Linked DNA regions of Homo sapiens: region 1 is linked to region 2. A link is an interaction called in ENCODE POLR2A ChIA-PET data of the cell type or tissue named here. Cell type or tissue: K562. All regions are shown on one strand. Each heading gives the region's core, and the rest is flanking DNA. Links, peaks and the distances in the headings are about the cores only.

Region 1 (10,195 bases), core at 2,379-7,378, 270 kb before region 2:
TGTTGTAGAATGGAGCTTCACGAACTCTGTGGTGAAGGACCATTTCTGGTGTTGTGTTTTAAGTTTCTAACCTGTTGTGTGTGGACCAAAACTTCTGCAAAGCACAGTAACAATGTGGACCGTGAACCATCACGCTGCTAGAAAGGTTTTGAAATGCTCCCTTTCTGGTTCCATAACCGTCTGTCACCGCTGGGTAGCCCAGGGACCACTCCATAAGTGGCAATACCATGACTGCCATGTCAAAAAGAGGTAGAGGGATGGGACCTGATGCAGGAAGACCGGTTCTGGGGTGACGCAGGTGACAGCAGATCCATGGTGGTGACAGCGGGGACATAGACTGATTGGAGTGATGTCTCGGAGGCCGCCTTGACACTATGTGGCTCGTCACTGGGAGGCACATGCTACTTCTGGCCTGGGTTTCTGGGCAGATGGTGGTGCCAACCATGGTGCGGGGAGCACAGGAGGGGACATAGGTGTAGGGGGTGAGAGGAAACACAGGCCCCTTGGAAACACAGTGGGCCGTGCAGTTGGTGGTTAGGGCCAAAGCTCAGGAATCCAGAATGGAGATGATGGATTTAGGAATCACACCATGCACAATCGCAGCCACAGGAATGAGTAGCTCATGTTGCCCGGCGGTTGCGTAGAGCGGAGGACAGGGCTCAGAACACAGGCCGCGCACCCCAGCATGTGAGGGTCCAACGGGAGAGGGGTTGGTAAAGGGGGAGAAAGGGACTGAGGGGGCGAACACATGGAGGCCAAGGGAGGCAAGCACCTGCGACAGGCCCGGGGGGCTGAGTTGAGTGAGGGTGTCCTCAGCTGCCTGGGGGAAGGAGGGGGGTGCGGGGAGTGGCAAGCAGGCACCAGGCTGAGATAAAGGGGAGGTGAAGATCTGGAGTGAGTCTTGTCTGAGAAATCGTTTAGAGAGGGATCATGGGGTAAAGGGAGAAGTTTCCAACCCAGAATATTCTGATGTGTTTATTTATTTCCTTTTTTATTTTTTGAGATGGAGTCTCACTCTGTCACCCACACTGGAGTGCAGTGGCGCCATCTCGGCTCACTGCAACCTCCACCTTGCAAGCTCAAGCAATTCTCCTGCCTCAGCCTCTCAGGTAGCTGGGATTACAGGTGCCCGCCACCACGCCCGACTAATTTTTTGCATTTTCAGTAGAGACAGGGCCATGTTGGCCAGGCTGGTCTCGAACTCCTGACCTCAGGTGATCACCCGCCTTGTCCTCCCAAAGTGCTGGGATTATAGGCGTGAGCCATCATGCCCAGCCCAATGTGTTTAGATGCTGCTGGGGAGGGACGGGTAAAGAGGGAGGAGTTGGAGAAATAAGAGATAGAAGAAATATCAATAAGCAGTGTCCCTCAGACAGTGGGAGGGGTGGGATTCAGTGCAGAAGTTGGGGGTCATCCTGTAGGGTGGCTTTGGGTGCACAAACTGGAGGGCACAGTCAGCCCCGAGACTTGACTTGAGCGCCCAGTGAGGGGCGACACCTTCCACCTGACACCCCACCTCCCTTATCTTTGGCTTTGTCCTGGTCCCCTTGGAGTGGGGCTCTGGAGGGCTCCAGGGGTACCTGGTCACATTTAGACCAGGCGGCCCCAAGACGGAGAGAGAGGCAGGTCATCTTGTCCAGGGCCTCCTTATGAGCCGGGTCCCTTCCTCAGAGACCTCACCACCTGCCCCATCTGGCCAGAGTTGGGACCTGCGCCCACCCTGACCCAGGCTTCTGCCGGCAGAATGGGTGTCTCACTGCTGCCTCAAACTGGATGCACCCCTGAATGCAGAGGGGTCTCTGTCCCCAAGGGCTGGAGAAGCAAGGAGAGTCAGTAGAAGGACAAGGCAGGTGTGGGGGAGGCCGCAGTGTGCGCTCGGGGGTGCGGCTTCGTGCCTTTCTGGCCAGATGTGCAGAGGCCCGGTGGCTGTGACATCTTAACAGTCAATGGGTAGCTTAAGTGGCAGAGGTCAGGGAGTGGCCGAGGAGGTCGGAGGATGAGAGGTACTGAGGCCTGGGTTCTGCATCAGGTGGGGCCTAGGTGGGTGAGGAGGTGGGCAGGCAAGCTTAGCTTGCACCGGAAGGACACTGCGCAAGGACTGGATGGTGCTGGCGAGAGAGCGGCCAGGGGACTTCCTAGGTTCTCCGAGGAGGGGACGGCCCGAAGATGGAATGCTGAGGCTGGGATCCTGTGAGAGGGAGGGCAGGACCCGAGACTAGGAGGAGCTGGTTTGCGTGGGCATGAGGCTATGAACAGGCCCTCGTGGATGGTGAGTCCCTGGGGAGGGGGAGGCCCCTGTGGCTGAGAGGTGGCCAAGGGGACACCTAGACCCCCATCTGCATTCTCATGGGGCACCCCTCCTCCTCTCCCTCCAGTCATCTGCAAGCAGCAGACCCCGGAGCTGGAGCCAGCCGCCACCATGCCACCCCTGCCACAGCCCCCGCTGGCCCCCGCCGCGCCCATCCCGCCGGCCCAGGGCGCGCCATCCATGGACGAGCTCATCCAGCAGAGCCAGTGGAACCTCCAGCAGCAGGAGCAGCACTTGCTGGCGCTCAGACAGGTATGGGCCCGCCGCCTCCTCGGCCAGACACCAGCAGCTCCCCTGTGCCTCTGTTTTTGCGTCTGCTCATCAGAATGAATAACAGGTGTCAGTGAGGACAGGGCCCCCCCTGCCACCCAGGGCTCGGTGCATGTCAGCCACTGTCACCCCCAGCCCTGATGCCAGACACAGAGGCTGCTTCTCATCTCAGTGAAGCCACTGGACGTGCGTGCACCCATCACCCTGGGGTGGACCCCCCTGAGTGGGACTGTGGGGCACGTATGCACCTTGAAGCTCCCTAATGGCTGTGGCCAGGCAGCCTCTGGTGCCTACCATTGGCCCCACCACACAGTAGCTAGGTCACCTGGAGCTGTTGGTTGGGGAAGGACCCTTTTTTTTTTTTAAGTCTTGTTCTGTCGCCCAGGCTGGAGTGCAGAGGCGTGATCTCAGCTCACTGCAGCCCCTACCTCCCGAGTTCAAACGATTCTCCTGCCTCAGCCTCTGGAGTAGCTGAGATTACAGGCATGCACCACCACACCCGGCTAATTTTTCTATTTGTAGTAGAGATGGAGTTTCACCAGGTTGGCCAGGCTGGTCTCAAATTCCTGACCTCAGGTGATCCACCTGGCCAGAAGGACCCTTTTGTCCTTCCTGGTCCAACAGTTTGATAACTTTCGCCAAATAGAATACAGGTGCATTGGCTGGGTGTGGTGGCTCACACCTGTAATCCCAGCACTTTGGGAGGCTGAGATGGGCAGATCATGAGGTCAGGAGTTCGAGGCTAGCCTGGTCAACATGATGAAACCCTGTCTCTATGAAAAATACAAAAATTAGCTGGGCGTGGTGGTGCACGCCTGTAATCCCAGCTACTTGGGAGGCTGAGGCAGGAGAATTGCTTCAACCTGGGAGGAAAAGGTTGCATGAGCTGAGATTGCACCACTGCACTCCAGCCTGGGTGACTGAGCAAGACTCAGTCTCAGAAAAAATAAATAAATAAAATACTACAAGTGCATTGCCAGAAAAATGAGAGGAATAGAATACCAAACCTCCAAAACACCAACCCCACGCTCAGTACTAGGTTCAGGGCATAAAATCACACTGTCATATTGCTCTCAGAAAATTCCAGCTGGGCACAGTGGCTCAGCCTATAATCCCAGCACTCTGGGAGGCCAAGGCAGGCGGATCACAGGGTCAGGAGTTTGAGACCAGCATGGCCAATATGGTGAAACCCTGTCTCTAGTAAAAAATACAAAAATTAGCTGGGTGCAGTGACAGGTGTCTGTAGTCCCAGCTACGCGGGAGACTGAGGCAGAATTGCTTGAACCCGGGAAGTGGCGGTTGCAGTGAGCTGAGATTATGCCATTGCACTTCAGCCTGGGCGACAGAGCGAGATTCCATCTCAAAAAAAAAAAAAAGAAAAGAAAAGAAAGTTCCAGAATGCTCACCCTCAGCTTCTGTTCATCATGGAGTGGGAGGCCTGCCTTGACCAGCCGTAACTGACCGCTGGTCCGCATGGCAGCTCTGTTTTTACCAGTCGCACTTTAACCGGTGTTTCCTCTTGAGGAATGAGATTGCCCCCTTCTTGCTTCACTAGAGGCCATGGGTGTATCCTCTTCTTCTATTGCCTGTCGTTCACACCATGCCTCATTTGTCTTTTTTTTTCTTTTCTTTTCTTTTTGTTGTTGTTGTTGTTGTTGTTTTGTTGTTGTTAGAGACAAGGTCTTGCTGTGTCACTCAGGCTGGAGTGCAGTGGTACAGTCACAGCTCACTGTTTAACTTTGAACTCCTGGGTTCCAGCAATCCTTCCGCCTCAGCCTCCCAAGTAGTTGGGAACACAGGCACACACTACCATGCTCAACTAATTTGTATTTTATTTTTTGTAGAGATGAGGTTTCGCTACGTTGCCCAGGTGGTCTGGAGCTCCTGGGCTCAAGCGATCCTCCCGCCTCAGCCTCCCAAAGTGCTGGGATTACAGGCATGAGCCACCGCGCCCCGCCTTTGTTTTTTGTTGAGTTGGTTTGCAGAGGTTGTTTGTTCCTCTGGGCTGCAGTGTTTTCCTTGGTTACCTGGAGGGCAGGTGTTGTCTCCTGGTATGTCCTGTCAGTGCCCTGCCCACTCCAGGAGGGACTGTCACAGATTCACGGCAGGCATGAGAGACAGAATCTCCTCCTGCTGGGGACAAGCAAGGGAGCTGATGGCCAGAGCAGCCCAGAGTCCGGGCATCGCCACCATGTCCCCACCCCGCCCCTGCTGAGCCAGGCCGGAGGGCTCAGGCTGCGGGTCCCTCCTCATGTGTTCTCGACCCCACCGACCCCCGCCCGCAGGAGCAAGTGACAGCGGCCGTGGCCCACGCGGTGGAGCAGCAGATGCAGAAGCTTCTGGAGGAGACCCAGCTAGACATGAACGAGTTTGACAACCTCCTGCAGCCCATCATCGACACGTGCACCAAGGACGCCATCTCGGTGAGGGGCCAGCACTTCCCAGAGCCCAGCTTTCCCTTGGTCCCTCCCTGAGGCAGGGCCTGTCGTAGCCAATCTGGGCTAAGGGCTGTTACAATGGGTGCCCTTCCCTCCCGCCTGGAGCTCCTGAGGCTGTGGGACCCTGTGCCCCCCACGCTCATGGTGTGTCCTTCCCTGAGCTGATGGTGACGCGCTCTCAGGGATGCAGTGGGTGCCTGGGGGAGCCGCGGCCCTGCTCACTCGTCATTGGCTCGGTTGTTGCAGGCCGGGAAGAACTGGATGTTCAGCAATGCCAAGTCCCCGCCGCACTGTGAGCTGATGGCCGGCCACCTCCGGAACCGCATCACGGCTGATGGGGCACACTTCGAGCTGCGGCTGCACCTCATCTACCTGATCAATGACGTGCTGCACCACTGGTGAGCGCCGCCACCCCGTGCCCAGAGCGCCACTTCCTCGCGCTCCTCCTCAACCCTCCTGGGTGGCCGCTTGCTCCGGTCGGTAGCTTGGCTTGGCCTGTCCCGAGACTAGGGGGCACTTGTCCGGGGACCCCGGGTGGGGGGTCTCTGTGAGCCACCAGGCTTCTGTCTCCAGGACTGCGAGGTCTAGGTGTCCTGTGCACCTTCGCTGCATGCCCTGTCCTCTCCCCTAGACCCCGGCCTCACCTGTCACATTGCTGTCTCCTGGGGGCCACTGTCCCCTGCACTCCTTCCTCTCATGGGGCAGCTTCTTGGCGTCTCCTTGTTGCCTTCTCAGCCACGGCCTCCTTGGCCTCTGTGTCTGTCTCCTGCCCTCGTCACTGATTTGCACGCACACACACGCGGTCACCTGACTTTGCTCAGCCATCAGGACCCTCCTTTGGGATCCCCTTCTCCAGCCCTGACCCATCTCTCAGGCTTCAACAGAGCCACATCTGCCGACCCTCTGTCCCCACCCAGCCCTCACCCTTCCCACTGTTGCTGTCTCCACCCTCCCCAAGGTTGGGTGGGTATTTCCTTCTACAGGGTCACTGGGGCCCTTCTCACAAAAATTAGCAAAAAAGAAAAAAAAAACAATAGAACCCCAGGCCAAAGGCCCGCACGTGCGGGAGGAGACAAGCATTGCTACTGAGCCTAGCGGGCAGCAGTCCTGGCCTGGCGCCTCGTGTGCCTCTACAGTGGGCCAGGCTGCCAGCACCCATCTCGCCCCATCTATCACATGCAGCACTGCCTGAGTCCCTCTTGCCTCCCCACCTCAGTCCCTGTTTCTCTCCTGCTGGGAAGTGAGTTGCGGCTCGGCACCAGCTCTGCCCTTCTGCTCCTCCTCATGCCTCCATTTCTCCCTGCCTCTGAGTCGGGTGCCTTGCACGGATGCACAGTTTCCCGCATTCTCCAGCCACGCGCCTCTCTAGCTCTACTCTGTCCGAAGCCAAGTGCTGCTCGCCCAGCCCAGGCCCTTGCTCCCCTGAGCCCCCTGCGGCAAGCTGAGGGCTGAGGGGCTTCCAGCTGCTCCCCTCCTGTCTTGCGTCCCTCCCCAGGGGCAGCCATCTCCCTGCGCAGCGGCAGGGGCCTCCCAGGCCAGGTATGCACAGTGTCCTGTGCAGCACTGCACAGCAGCCCTGAGAGGACATGGGCCCGGCGCCTCCCCCCGCTGGGCATCCGGTCACTCTTCTAAAGTGTTCTAGGTTCCTGAGGGACTGGGCACCCTCCCTCCTTCTCCCAAGAGGCCTGGCCTGGGCCGAGGTTTCCTTGTGCATAGTGAGTGACAAGGACAAGACCCCCACTCCGCAGCAGTCCCATCCCGCCCATCATACACAGGCAGGGGCTCCCGCCGGCCCATATCCCTTCACCCGCAGCGCCACCCAAGAGGGAAGGAGGGAAGGTTATTTCCTATCAAGGGGACTGGACCAAAAGGCCTTGCTCAGAACGGCCCCAGGCCACGTTCTCTCCCTCCCCTGCTTGCTGTTTTTCCATCTGTCCCTTCCTCGAGCCCAGGCACCAGCACAGGTCTCGTGGGAGCCCAGCCATCGCCCTGACCGGGTTGGGGACCCGATTCCCGAGAAGGCAGAGGGCGCTGAGGCTGGAGCCGCGATGGTAACGGGCGCGTGGCCGGGTCCCGCCCCAGGGCCCTGACGCGCGGAAAGTCTCTCCCTCACAGCCAGCGCAAGCAGGCCCGGGAGCTGCTGGCCGCCCTGCAGAAGGTCGTGGTGCCCATCTACTGCACCAGCTTCTTGGCCGTGGAGGAAGACAAGCAGCAGAAGATCGCCCGGGTGCGTGGGCCCCGGGCCGGGGGTTGGGCAAGACCGGGACACACAGGCCTTTCCCCTCCCCACTGACCCGGCCTCTCTCTCCTCCCACCGCCAGCTCCTGCAGCTCTGGGAGAAAAACGGCTACTTCGATGACTCCATCATTCAGCAGCTACAGAGCCCAGCCCTGGGGCTTGGTCAGTACCAGGTGAGTGTCCCTGCCCACCCACACCTCACCCTAGAGCTGGGGCGGGTTCCCCAGGAGGGTTTGGGAGTGTGGGGACAGCAGCTGCCACCCCAGCAGCCAGAGAGCCCATGTCCCCTGCCTGTGCTAGGAGTAGCCAGTGTGTGTTGACCAGAGAGTCCCAGGTGACATTTCCCAGGCCTTAGGTGTGTCTCCCTGACTTTCCTGGAACACTAGAACCAGGCGGCCTTTCGGAGTCATTGCACATGGCCCATTTGCTCTGGTGGTCAGGCATGTTCCGGTGTGGTGGAAGCATGAGGAAGCCCAGACGTGGCTTAGGCTGTGGCAGCCCCTCTTGCTGAGAGCCACATGGCGAGTGGGAGGCAGAGCCCATGAGCGTGTCCCAGAATGTTGGTGGGCAGTGTTCGCTGAGCAGCCACGAAGCGGCCAGGACACGGCTGTCGTTGCTCGTTCTGTTATCAGGGAGTCGTAAAACACGCTGCAGCGAACATCCTCATCCCCAAATCTCTGGCCAGATCCCAGCGCACACTGATTGCCCAGACTGTGTTGGCTGTTTCACGTGACGGTTCCCTGTCCACCTGCCCCAGGTCCCCCAGGCTCTGCTGCTTTCCAGGCGTTTGTCCTCTGGCGCCAGGCAGCGAGCCCCAAGGCCGCATACTGAGCAGCGGGTGCTCTTCTCTCTCTCAGGCCACCCTCATCAACGAGTACTCCTCAGTGGTCCAGCCGGTGCAGCTGGCCTTCCAGCAGCAGATCCAGACCCTCAAGACGCAGCACGAGGAGTTTGTCACCAGCCTGGCCCAGCAGCAGCAGCAGCAGCAACAGCAGCAGCAGCAGCTCCAGATGCCGCAGATGGAGGCTGAAGTCAAGGCCACGCCTCCACCGCCTGCTCCACCCCCGGCCCCAGCACCTGCCCCTGCCATCCCGCCCACCACCCAGCCTGGTACGGGGCTCCCTCAGCTCAGCCTGCCCCCAGGAAACAGCCCCCAGAGGCTGGGCACCGAGTGTAGTCAGAAAGCAGTCTGCCACCCTCAGACTCAGTTCTTGTTCCCTCGTCCCAGGCCTGCTCCTAGGCCCAGGTTTTCATCCATTTACAAGCACGAGCCAGGTGATCCTAGAGTAAAACTACAACCATCCCATTCCTGAACAGCAGAAGATCTGTTTCCTGTTCCCAGAGAAAAGAAATAGAGGAAAGGTACCCAGATCATTCCCCAAGACTAGGGTAACTATTACATCAGGCAGGAAGGACAATGCACAGACTGAAAATATAATTGGCTAGGCATGGTGGCTTACGCTTGTAATCCCAGCACTTTGGGAGGCCAAGATGGGCAGATCGCTTGAGCCCAGGAGTTTGAGATTAGCCTGGGCAACATGGTGAAACCCCGTCTCTACTAAAAATAGAAAAATGGTGCTCACCTGTCGTCCCAGCTACTTGGGGGCTGAGGTGGGAGGATCACTTGAGCCCATGAGATTGAGGCTGCAGTGAGCTGCATTTACACCACTGCACTCCAGCCTGGGTAACAAAGCGAGACCCTGTCTCAGAAAATACAATCTAGTGTCACTTCTGAAAAAGACACGGAAATACTGAAGGAAATCTTAGCAGAATCTAGCAAAGGATTTTGTTTTTGATTTTTTTTTGAGATGGAGTCTTGCTCTGTCGCCCAGGCTGGAGTGCAGTGGCGTGATCTCAGCTCACTGCAAGCTCCGCTTCCTGGGTTCACGCCATTCTCCTACCTCAGCCTCCTGAGTAGCTAGGACTACAGGCGCACGCAACCATGCCCAGCTACTTTTTTGTATTTTTAGTAGAGACGGGGTTTCACCGTGTTAGCCAGGATGGTCTCGATCTCCTGACCTTGGGATCCACCCACCTCAGCCTCCCAAAGTGCTGGGATTACAGGCGTGAGCCACCGCACCCGGCCTAGCAAAGGATTTTAAAATTACATTCTGATCAAAGAAGATTTGTTGTAGGAATATGAGGATTGTATAGAATAGAAAATAACAGATGTGGGGAAATGACCTTTTAATTAGATACAGTAAAGATGTCTAATCAAATTCAGTGTGGATAGAAATTCTTCAGCAAACCAAGAAGGCAGAAGTGAGGCCTGTTTCTTGTAAAGCTTTGAAAAGGACAGATGTGTGTCATGTTCAAGGTCGAAACCTCCCCTCGCCCTGTCCCCTTCCTGGAAGCCAGTGATAGTCATGGTTTTAGTGGGTCCTGAAGCGATCATCCACTGGGCACTAAAAGCGGTAGCCTGGTTTGCTCTGGGGTAGTGTGGAGAGGAGACAGCGCCTCCTGCTGCCAGGCCTGCTCTAACTGCCTGTCACTTGGATTTAGATGACAGCAAGCCTCCCATCCAGATGCCTGGCTCTTCAGAGTACGAAGCTCCAGGAGGGGTCCAGGATCCTGCAGCTGCCGGCCCCCGGGGCCCCGGGCCACACGACCAGATCCCACCAAACAAGCCCCCTTGGTTTGACCAGCCTCACCCCGTGGCTCCTTGGGGCCAGCAGCAGGTATTGATTGGAACCTGGGGTGGGAGCAGATGGGGCACACTTGGCCTGATGGGGTAGCCTCCCCTATGCCAGTTGGTGGGCGTTGAGTGGCTTACTGGGGAACAATGAGGGATATTCTGTGGCAGAGCTTATGCTGGGTTAGTGACAGCCCTGTCTTCCTGTGGCTCCGGGACAGGTCAAGTGACAGGTCTTCACGTCCCTTCCCCGAGCTTTGATGGTTTGGGCTTCTCTGTAGTATAGATCACCATTGTCCTGCGAGTGCA
Region 2 (10,195 bases), core at 2,185-7,184:
CTTAAACCCTGCCAAATCCCTATTGCTCTTCAGATAAGCCCCAGCTCATTAATTAACCTGACTTTGCCAGAAGCTCTTTTTTTTTTTTTTTTTTTTTTACTTTTTTGAGACAGGGTCTGGCTCTGTCACCCAGGCTGGAGTGCAGTGGTGTGATCCTGGCTCACTGTAACCTCCACCTCTCAAGGTCAAGTGCAAACAATTCTCCCACCTCAGCCTCCCAAGTAGCTGAGACTATAGGCACGCACCCTGCCTGGCTAATTTTTTTTTTTTCTTTGTAGAGATGGGGTTTCGCCATGTTGGCCAGGCTGGTCTTGAACTTCTGGACTCAAGCGATCCTCCCACCTCAGCCTCCCAAAGTGCTGGGATTATAGGCATGAGCCCCTGCCCCCAGCCTGTCACAAGGTTCTTATCTCCAAACCTCTGCCCATGCAGGTTCTTCCACCTGCAATGCCTACCCCATCTTCTGCAACTAACCCTCCCTCGCTCCCTTCCAGCATCCCTTCCTCCAGGAAGTCTTCCCAGAAGCCCCTCGACCCAGCCCTGCTTCCCCCCTCCCCAATGCCCTGACCCCTGGGCTGCAAGACCGGGATACATCAAATGGAGAATCTCTGAAAACAAGGCCCGTAAACAAGTTGTCGGGCGCCTTGAAGGCCCTTATCAGCAGGGATCGCGATGAGGGGGCCTGATAAACAAGCTGCTTTGTGCCAAGCACCCTGCGATGACATGGCTGGCTCTTCTGAGAAGTGCACGGAGGGGCCCCGAAACCACCGCGTCCCGCCACTGATAGCAGATAACAGCACCCTAAGTTGTGGTTTTTTAAGACACCAAACTGGTGGCACCAGGTCAGGAGAGCAGGGTGAGAACAAAACAGTATCAGGACCCGGCTGCGGTCAGGGGCAGAGGACAGTGCGTGTGTGCTTGGGGGAAGGAAATTGGGGACCCCAAAGCTGCTCAGAGGGATGTGGGGGCCCCCAGGGCTGGACAATAGACCTGGTGGGTTGTTATGATGCGCCGCGGGGCTTTTTCTGTCCATTTCACAGATAGGGAAACTGAGGCCTCGTTGGTCCCTGTGCCCCTCCCTAGGTCTGGCCTGGGCGAGTGGGTGTCCGTTGCCAGATGGATCCTAAACACCCTTTATTTCATAGACGGGGGCTGGGGGTATTGAAGTGAGCCCCTGTCAGGCCTGGAGTTACTGGGGAGCTTGCAGAAAGCTCAGGTTTCCCTGTCCAGGTTGGTGGCCTCTTTGTATCACAGTCAAGTCACCATGAAGCAACAGCACGTCGTGGGCAGCACGGTCTTTGTGGCTGGCAGGAGGTGGCCAGGGACTCAGTCCCTGGGGCGGCCAACTCAGTTCTGCCTTACAGGAGACAGAGCCTCCACGCAGTTCCCAAATGCATCCATGCTGTTCCATGCAGTTTCACACTGTTCCATCTTCCACAGGAAGGTCTGCAAAGACCTGAATTCCTTGCACCCTGGGGTCTCCATTTGAAGGCCTGAAGCACCAAAGGTAGGGCTGACTCTGTGGTATGTCCCTCTTCTTTCAATAAATATTTTTAGAGCAGTGGTGGAGAACGGAGCCCTGTCCCAGGTTTGAAATAAAACCCAAACCTGGCCGGGCACAGTGGCTCACACCTGTAATCCCAGCACTTTGGGAGGACGAGGTGGGCGGATGACTTGAGGCTGGGAGTTCGAGACTAGCCTGGCCAACATGGTGAAGCCTTATCTTTACTAAAAATACAAAAATTAGCCAGGCATGGTGGCTCGCACCTGTAATCCCAGCTATTCAGGAGGCTGAGGCAGGAGAATTGCTTGAACCCGGGAGGTGGAGGTTACAGTGAGCTGAGATTGCACCACTGCACTCCAGCCTGGGTGACAGAGCCAGACTCCATCTCAGAGACAGACAAACAACAAAACAAGACAAAACACAAACCTCTCACTGAGGCCCTCAAGGCTCTGTGGTCTGGCCCCGGCCACCCTGTGACCCCATCTCCTCCTGCACACCAGCCTCCCCAACACACCAGCCTCCCCACAGTTCCATGATCACACCAGGCATGGTCCTGCCTCAGGGTCTTGGCACTGTCTGTTCCCTCTGCTGCAAATGCTGTTCCCTTCAGCCACTCCTTTATCTCCTGCTGGTCTCAGCTTAAATGTCACCTCCTCAGAGAGAACCTCCTTGACCTTCTCGGCTAAAATGACCCTCCGGGTCCCACCTACCATGTCATGACCTATTTTTCTCCATCACAAAGATTTCACTCAATGTTATTTTGCCCACTTCATGGCTGTCCAAAACAGGCGAATCCAAAGACAGAAAGCAGATTTGTGGTTGTCAGGGTTCTGGGGAGGGGGATAAGTGACTGCTTCTCAGTCACTTCTGAGGTGGCCAACTCAGTTGGAGACGGGGTTTCCCTTTGAGGGGATAAAATGTTCTGAAATTAGGTATAGGTGATGGTTGTACAACCTCATGAGTGTGCCCCAAACCCACTGAATCATATACTTTAAAGCAAATGGTGAATTTTGTGTTGTGTGAATTTTATTTCAATTTTTTAAAAAGTTGGCCGGGCGTGGTGGCTCATGCCTGTAATCCCAGCACTTTGGGAGGCCAAAGATAGTGCATTGCCTGAGGTGAGGAGTTCGAGACCAGCCTGGCCAACATGGTGAAACCCCATCTCTACTAAAAATAAGAAAATTATCTGGGCGTGGTGGCAGGCGCCTGTAATCCCAGCTACTCAGGAGGCTAAGACAGGAGAATCACCTAAACCTGGGAGGCAGAGGCTGCCCTGAGCCGAGATCACACCATTGCACTCCAGCCTGGGTAAGGAGAGTGAAATTCCGTCTCAAAATAAATAAATAAATAAAATAAAAATTTAAAAATTCAACCCAGGTGCAGTGGCTCACGTCTGTATTCCCAACACTTTGGGAAGCCGAGGCAGGAGGATCGCTTGAGCCCAGGAGTTCAAGACCAGCCTGGGCAACAGTGTGACCCCGTCTCTACAAAAAATGTAAAAGTTAGCTGGGTGTGGTGGTGCATGCCTGTAGTCCCAGCTAGCTACTCGGGAGGCTGAGGTGGGAGGATCACTGGAGCACAGGAGGTCAAGTCTGTACTGAGCCATGATGAACCTGCTGCACTCCAGCCTGGGTGACAGAGTAAAATCCTGTCTGAAAAAAATCAAAATAAAATGGTGAATTTATGTTGTGTGAATTTTATCTCAATTTTTTTTTAAAAGTCAGAGCTAGCAGCCAGGCACGGTGGCTCACACCTGTAATCCCAGCACTTTGGGAGTCTGAGGCAGGCAGATCACTTGAGGCCAGGAGTTCAAGACCAGCCTGGCCAATGTGGTGAAATCCCATCCCTACTAAAAATATAAAAATTAGCCGGGCGAAGTGGGGGGGCACCTATAATGCCAGCTACTTGGAAGGCTGAGGCAGGAGAGTCTCTTGAGCCTGGGAGGCGGAGGTTGCAGTGAGCCGAGATCATGCCACTGCACTCCAGTCTGGCGACAGAGCAAGACTCCGTCTTAAAAAAAAAAAAAAAAAGTCAGATCTAGCTGCTGGGATCATTCCTGCTTCAGGGCAGGGGGTTTGGGGGTCTACATGAGCCGTTCCTGCTCCCTGTTCCTCTAGCCCAGCAACCAGGATTTGGGGCCTCCGGTGCGCAGAGCAAGTCCTAAGCGCTGTGGGTGCTGGAAGCCGGCTTGGCAAACGGGAGCGGGGGTCAGGGAGGCCTATGTCCAGCAGCCGTGCCCAGGTGGCAGCAACTCAGGCCAGAGTGGGTTAAAGGGGAAGTGGATCTTTTCATGGTCCCCAGGTTTCTGGATTTGCATCGACCACTTTTACATAAAAATCTTTCCAGGCTGTGCCCAGCGGGCCCTGAAGCCGGCCGTGGGGTCGGGGGCTGGGTGGGCAGCTTCTGCGGGAGGTTTCTGCAACACAGGGTGCCCCTCGCTGGTTCCTGTTTTGGGGGAATGTTATCACCATTGGCTTCTTAGAAAGAGCTGGAGGTGGGGGAGAGAACCCAGCACCTTCAGAGCCTCACTGGTCACTTTTATCCTCTCTTTGCCTGGTGGGGGAGGAAGACAGAGCCCCATCCAGGGATCAGCAAGGGGACACCCCTGGGGGAAATGACAGTGGCTGGGTATCTCCGGTGTGCCTGGCCTTTTTTTTTTTTTTTTTTTTTTTTGAGACAGTCTCGCTCTGTCACTCAGGCTGGGGTGCAGTGGCGCAATCTCAGCTCACTGCAAACTCTGCCTCCCGGGTTCAAGCGATCTTCCTGCCTCAGCCTCCTGAGTAGCTGGAATTACAGGCACCTTTCACCACGCCTAGCTAATTTCTGTATTTTTAGTAGAGATAGGGTTTCACCATGTTGGTCAGGCTGGTCTCAAACTCCTGAGCTCAAGTGATCTTCCTGCCCCGTCCTCCCAAAGTGCTGGGATTACAGGCGTGAGCCACTGCGCCATGCCAGGTGTGCCTGGCTTTCTATGTGCTGTGGGTTATCTTTGGGGACCCCTGGCGAGAAGTGTCACCCCCCAGACCTGTTGTTTAGCTGAGAAGAACTGGGGCTTGTAGGAGGGATGGCCCAAGCTGAGCTGGAGTTTGGTCCCGAGCCAAGCTGATAACACTCCCTGCTAAAGATAAGGTGGGCCTGACCCCGTGTATTCAGCCAGCAAATATTTACTGAGCGCCTTTCGGTGCCAGGCTCCAGGCTGGGGAGTCAGAAGTAGGATGGATGGAGAAGCAGGGAGAAAGCCAGCTGGGTCCTGCCCTCCCACGGGTAGCGGTGGGGATGGACGAGCAAAAGGCAGAAAACCAAGGTGACTCTGGAGAGACCACAGTTGAAGACAAGACCACAGTGGGGGTGATACTGAGGGGCCTGAAGTGTCTGGAACAGGCAAATCTGTAGAGACAGAAGGTGGCTTAGTGATGGCCAGGAGCTGGGGGACACAGTGTAACTGGGTGTGACTGGTGAAAGGGTATGAGGTCGCCTTTAGGGGTCAGAGAAGAGAAAGATTCCCTATGGGGAGGTTTAGGGGAAGGAGACCCCAGGTCAAGGTGCAGCCCGGATAAAGGCTCGAGGTAAGGCCAGGAGCTGTGGCAAGGGTGCCTGGGTGGTGATCTGCCCAGATGGTGTCCCCGAACCCCCTGCCCTGCGTGTGGCACGAGTCCCTTCTCATCAGTGCCTTTTTACTTCTTCCATTTCCCCCAATGCGGCTGAATTTGCATTACTGAGTTATTTCTTTTTAGAACTCCTACCTTCTCCCCTTCCCCCAGAGTTTTTCCTGGTGCAAGCTGAGGGTGCCACCCCCACCCCCACGGCATTCGAAGATCAGAGAGTTTCCTCCTTGGGGCCGGGCTTCTCAGAAAAGCCACCTCTGCAGTGCTCGGGTTATGAAATGCCCCCTCCACTGCCCAGGCACTCTTGGCTGGAATCGCAGTGAAATCCGTGGTAAAGAGTCGCTGGGCTGCCTGCAGAGGGGTCGAAGATGAGACTCACCCTCCCAGGCCCCCGTTTGACAGGTGAGGACACTGAGGCCAGTGAGCTCAGAGTGAGACTCAAACTTGGGAGATCTGGCTGATTCTTGGGCACAGAGGTTGTGACCACTCTCCAAGTGGGTGCAGCTGGGAGAAAGTGGCCCTTGGGCGAGCTGGGCCAGGCTCACATTGCCCCTCCACCTCCTACTTGTAGCCAAGCAGCCTGGATTCACCGGGCCTCAGTATTCCCCTCTGGCAGATGGGCTGAGCAACCCTTTACCACTCAATCATAAATGCCCTTGCTCATGGCTTCAACCGCCCTTCCACATGTCCATTCCACTTAATCATCAGCCTCCACTTAAACTTCTCGGCTTGGCACCTGTCTCGGGGTAACATCCATGCACCCTGCTGTGGCTTTTGAGGGTCTGCATGGCTGGTCCCTGCCCCCACCCAGCCACACGGGCCTCTGCCAGGTCCCTCAAACACCAAGGCTGCCTCAGGACACCAGGCCTTAGCCGCGCCGTGCCTCTTGCCTGCAGTGCCCTTCCCGAATCCATCCATGCCCTCAAACCTCACCTAGTTATTATCTACTTAGCTTTCATTCTCAGTCCGAGACATCAAACTGCTTTCTTTCCTTTTCTTCTTTTAAAATATTTTATTCAAGGAAAACATACAGACATTAAAGTACCCAAATCCTAGGTACACAGTTCTGTAACTTCTCATAAAGGGACTATGCCCAGGTAACCAGCAGCCAGCTCAAGAAACAGGACACTCCGGCTGGGCTTGGTGGCTCATGCCTGTAATCCTAGCATTTTGGGAGGTCGAGGCAGGAGGATTGCTTGAGGCCAGGGGGAGTTCAAGTCCAGCCTGGGTACATAGCAAGATCCCATCTCTACCAAAAAAGAAAAGAGAGAGAAAAAGAAACAAGACATCCCCATCCCCACCACCTTCATCAAAGCTCCCTTGTGGGGCTCAATATTTGGAATTGACGAATGGTTACGTGAACGGGCCCATTGCCTATGACATAGGTGTCCAGCAAGCCGCTGAGCCCATGGGTTGCATTACTGGAGGTATAGACTCCAGAATGGGGAAGGTGATTTCCCTCTCCATTCTGGGCTGGTCAATGCTGTCAGGCAGGGGGCCCTGCCACTTCAAAATGGGGATAGATGGATAGTGGCAGGTTTGGGGAAGACCACCATGGTGTGTGTGTGTGTATGTGTATACACACTTCTAAGTGGTGTCCTGGGAGAAGGCCCTGGAGGCTTTAGGGCATTTAACCTAGAGAAGGACTGACTTAGGTCTCTGTCAGCAGTCCCAGGTGGCTGGATGGCAGAGCAGGGCAGGGTGGGGACTGAGCCACTCTGAAGGAGGCACCCACTTTCACTAAGCCACACACTAGGCTGCCCCGGCTGGCAGTGAGCATGTCGTCAGGAAAGAGATGCCAGTCCAGTGCCTCCCTGGCAGCAAACTGAGCCAAGTGGTTGTGTGGCATGAACTAGAAGACATCTTGACCCCCAGTCCCCACCAGATCTTAAAGAAAGGTGGGCAGGGATGAGGACTTCAGGGACACCTGAAGGGGCCCATTGCCTGTGACATAGCTGCCCAGCAAGCTGCTAGGCCCATGGGTTATATTATTAGAGGTATAGGCTCCAGAATGAGGGAGGTGATTTCCCTTTCCATTCTGGGATGGTCAGAATGGTCAGGCAGGAGCCTCTGCCACTGCTGAGACTTTTCTGTGGCCAGTGGGGAGACTGAGATCCAGAGAAGGACAGTGACCTGCCCAGAGTCATTGGGCCAAAACTGGCTTTCCAGGCACGGGCCAGGCCTCGAGCTCTGGTTTTGGGTGGAGTTCAGGCCAGGTTATATGTGGTGTGGCTGTTCCCTTTTGCCAGCTGCAGCTGCCTGGGGTGGGGGCCGGCCGGGCACGCTTCATCACCTGCCCTGGCAGGCAGTCGCAGGTGCTGGGCCGGCCACTTTACATAGCCACGCTTGGGTTCCTCTGCCCGCGCTGCCGTCCTGCCCCCTTGCCTCTCCCCAGGAAAGGCCGAGGCTCTGAGGTCAGGAGCCGGCTGCGGGCCCCAGTGAGTTCTTGAGTATTTTTATTTCACTTCTTCGTTTCACTTTTACTGGTCCTGGGAGAAATATGCATGTTATTCAGGACCAGAGCAGTCATCACTGGGCCCAAGATGGCACTGTTCTGTGCCAACAAGGGGTCGTGGAGCAGGCAGACCCGGGTTCAAATCCTAACCCCACTGCTTGTTGGCTGGCCACATCACCCCTGGAGCATCTCCTGAGAGGTGCACGGGGTGGAGATTCTGATAGGGCGTGGCCTCTGGGCTGCTGTGTGGCTTCAGGCAACTTCCTGCCCCTCTCTGGGCCTCAACCCCTCTTCTGTAAAATGGGAATAACTACAGCCCATTCTTATAATGTGGCTCAAATTCAGCAGTTATGCGGTGTCACGCTGGGTGCCTGTCCACTGAACTTTTTGGGTGGAGGAGCTGGACCCACCGTATGTTCTTGAACTTGAGAAGCTTGGGCTTGCGTATGGATCCCTGTTGTGTGTGTGTGTGTGTGTGTGTGTATGTGTGTGTGTGTGTGTGTGTGTGTGTTTAGACGGAGTCTTGCTCTTATTGCCCAGGCTGGAGTGCAGTGGTGCAATCTCAGCTCACTGCAACCTCTGCTGCCTAGGTTCAAGCGATTCTCCAGCCTCAGCCTCCGGAGTAGCTGGGATTACAGGCACCAGCCACCATGCCCGGCTAATCTTTGTAATTTTAGTAGAGATGGGGTTTCAACATCCTGGCAAGGCTAGTCTCGAATGCCTGACCTCATGATCCACCCGCCTCAGCCTCCCAAAGTGCTGGGATTACAGGTGTGAGCCACTGTGCCCGGCCAAGGCAGGTTTTAAGATGCAGATTCCTGGGCCCTGCTTTGCATTGGGAGAAAGTGGGTTGGCCCTCAGATGTCGGCCCAGAAACTTCAGAAAAGGCTCCAGGACCTGGAGGTGTGTTTTTCCCTGGGACAGGATCAAAGGAGGGATGTGGGGAGGGGGAAACTGAGGCACAGGGCGGTGAAGCCACTTGCCCAGCAAGTGAGAGTGTCTGCACCAGGACTGAATAGGGGCTAGCTCGATTCAGAGCCAGCACCCTCTGGCCTGCAGTGATGCCCGGACGGAGTCCACCCCTGTCACTCTGTCCCGCTCAGCTCCTGAGCTCCTCCCGGGCCCCGTGTTCCAGCAGCCTCAGGGCTGCCGCAGAACATGAAGCCTGAGGCTTCCCCGGGGAACAGCTTGGAGCCGAGTTGGGGTTTATATAGTGGCTCCCAAAATATCTGGCCGCTGATAGGCTGAGCCGGGTGCAGGCGCGGCTGACCCATGCCGCGCTTCCTGTCCTGCCAAGATGTTTCCTGCCGATAGCCGGGCCCAGCGGCCTTATCTGTGACCTCAGGGACACCCAGGGGACAGGGTGTCCTGGCCTGGGCAGGGGCTGTGGGGAACCAGGAGGGGGTCAGGGCACAGGTGGTGGGTTCTCCATACACACAAGTTTTGGAAGGAGCACTGGACTTGCAGTCTGGCTGCCCAAGAGTTGAAAATTGGCTCTGGGTCTAAACAGCTGTCCCCCAGGGAAGCTGAGCCCCTCTAGAAATCTCAGTCTCTTATCTATCAACGGGGGGTACTGGGGTCTCCATTTCATTTATTTTTTATTTTTATTTTTATTTCGAGATGGAGTTTTGCTCTTCTTGCCCAGGCTGGAGTGCAATGTTGCGATCTCGGCTCACCGCAACCTCTGCCTCCCGGGTTCAAGCGATTCTTCTGTCTCAGCCTCCCGAGTAGCTGGGATTACAGGCATGTGCCATCACACCTGGTTAATTTTGTATTTTTAGTAGAGACGGGGTTTCACGATGATGGCCAGGCTGGTCTCGAACTCCTGACCTCAGGTGATCCACCCACCTCGGCCTCCCAAACTGCTAGGATTATAGGCGTGAGCCACTGCACCCAGCCTGGCATCTCCATTTTTATAAAACACTCGCCATCCCCTTGTGTCCCCTAGCCCAGTCCTCAAGGAGCCCCCAGTCTCAGGGAGACAGAGCTGGACACAGATGGCCACAGCCTGCAGGATCAGGGCTCGGTTGGAAGGCGGGTGGGGATGAGAGAATTTGGAGCATCTGTCTGCGGCAGCTGCCTGGAGGAGGGACATCACAGTTGGGGTTTAATGATATGTAGGAGCTCTCCAGGCAAATGACACGGAAGGGATGACCACGCTGAGGGAACAGCATGTGTGAATGCTTGGAGTCAGAGTGTCACTATCCCCATTTCACAGAGAAGGAACCTGAGATTCCAAGAGAAACTGATTCTGTGGCTCTGAAACCTGGCTCTTTCCTCTGCACCTGCTGACCAAGATCTCAGCTTCCGGAAGAGGACACGATAAGGACTAAGGGCTTCAGATGTACCCCACAATCTGAACAATTATATTTTTATTTCAAAATAATGTTATTACAACCCAAATAGTGAAATTAACAGTATATAATAAATTACACGCATCTACATCTGTATACATATACATATACACCCACATCTTAAGTTATAGGAAAGAGTTTATTTTGGCAGATAGTGTGAAACAAAATTAAAGTAGCATGAAAGAGTAACATAACTCAACTTCCTTTTTTTTTTTTTTTTGAGATGGAGTCTTGCTCTTGTTGCCCAGGCTGGAGTGCAGTGGCGTGATCTCAGCTC

Evidence for each region. ChIA-PET counts read pairs that join two places held together with the same protein. Peaks named below come from ENCODE experiments on the same cell type or tissue, not always from the same donor. Only the 100,000 strongest peaks of a DNase experiment are listed, where the experiment ranks them.
Region 1: POLR2A ChIA-PET joins it to region 2 with 8 read pairs; 2 of 35 experiments call an interaction of 5 or more read pairs at or near these places.

The regions. Positions count from the first base shown.
Region 1 is chr19:16,527,817-16,538,011 of GRCh38, reverse strand. It overlaps CHERP (calcium homeostasis endoplasmic reticulum protein), which reads left to right. Exons shown (of 17, transcript NM_006387.6): 3 at 2,376-2,560; 4 at 4,864-5,001; 5 at 5,263-5,414; 6 at 7,132-7,243; 7 at 7,338-7,427; 8 at 8,112-8,364; 9 at 9,757-9,932. Among named protein-coding and RNA genes, the nearest start is that of CHERP, 9.5 kb to the left of the region's middle. RefSeq lists a silencer at 9,638-9,687. In K562, for the core only: no CTCF peak of the experiment used is centred there; no DNase peak of the experiment used is centred there.
Region 2 is chr19:16,257,285-16,267,479 of GRCh38, reverse strand. No RefSeq gene overlaps it. Among named protein-coding and RNA genes, the nearest start is that of KLF2-DT, 62 kb to the left of the region's middle. RefSeq lists enhancers at 7,065-7,144, 7,575-7,794, 8,660-8,994. In K562, for the core only: no CTCF peak of the experiment used is centred there; a DNase peak (open chromatin) is centred at 4,604.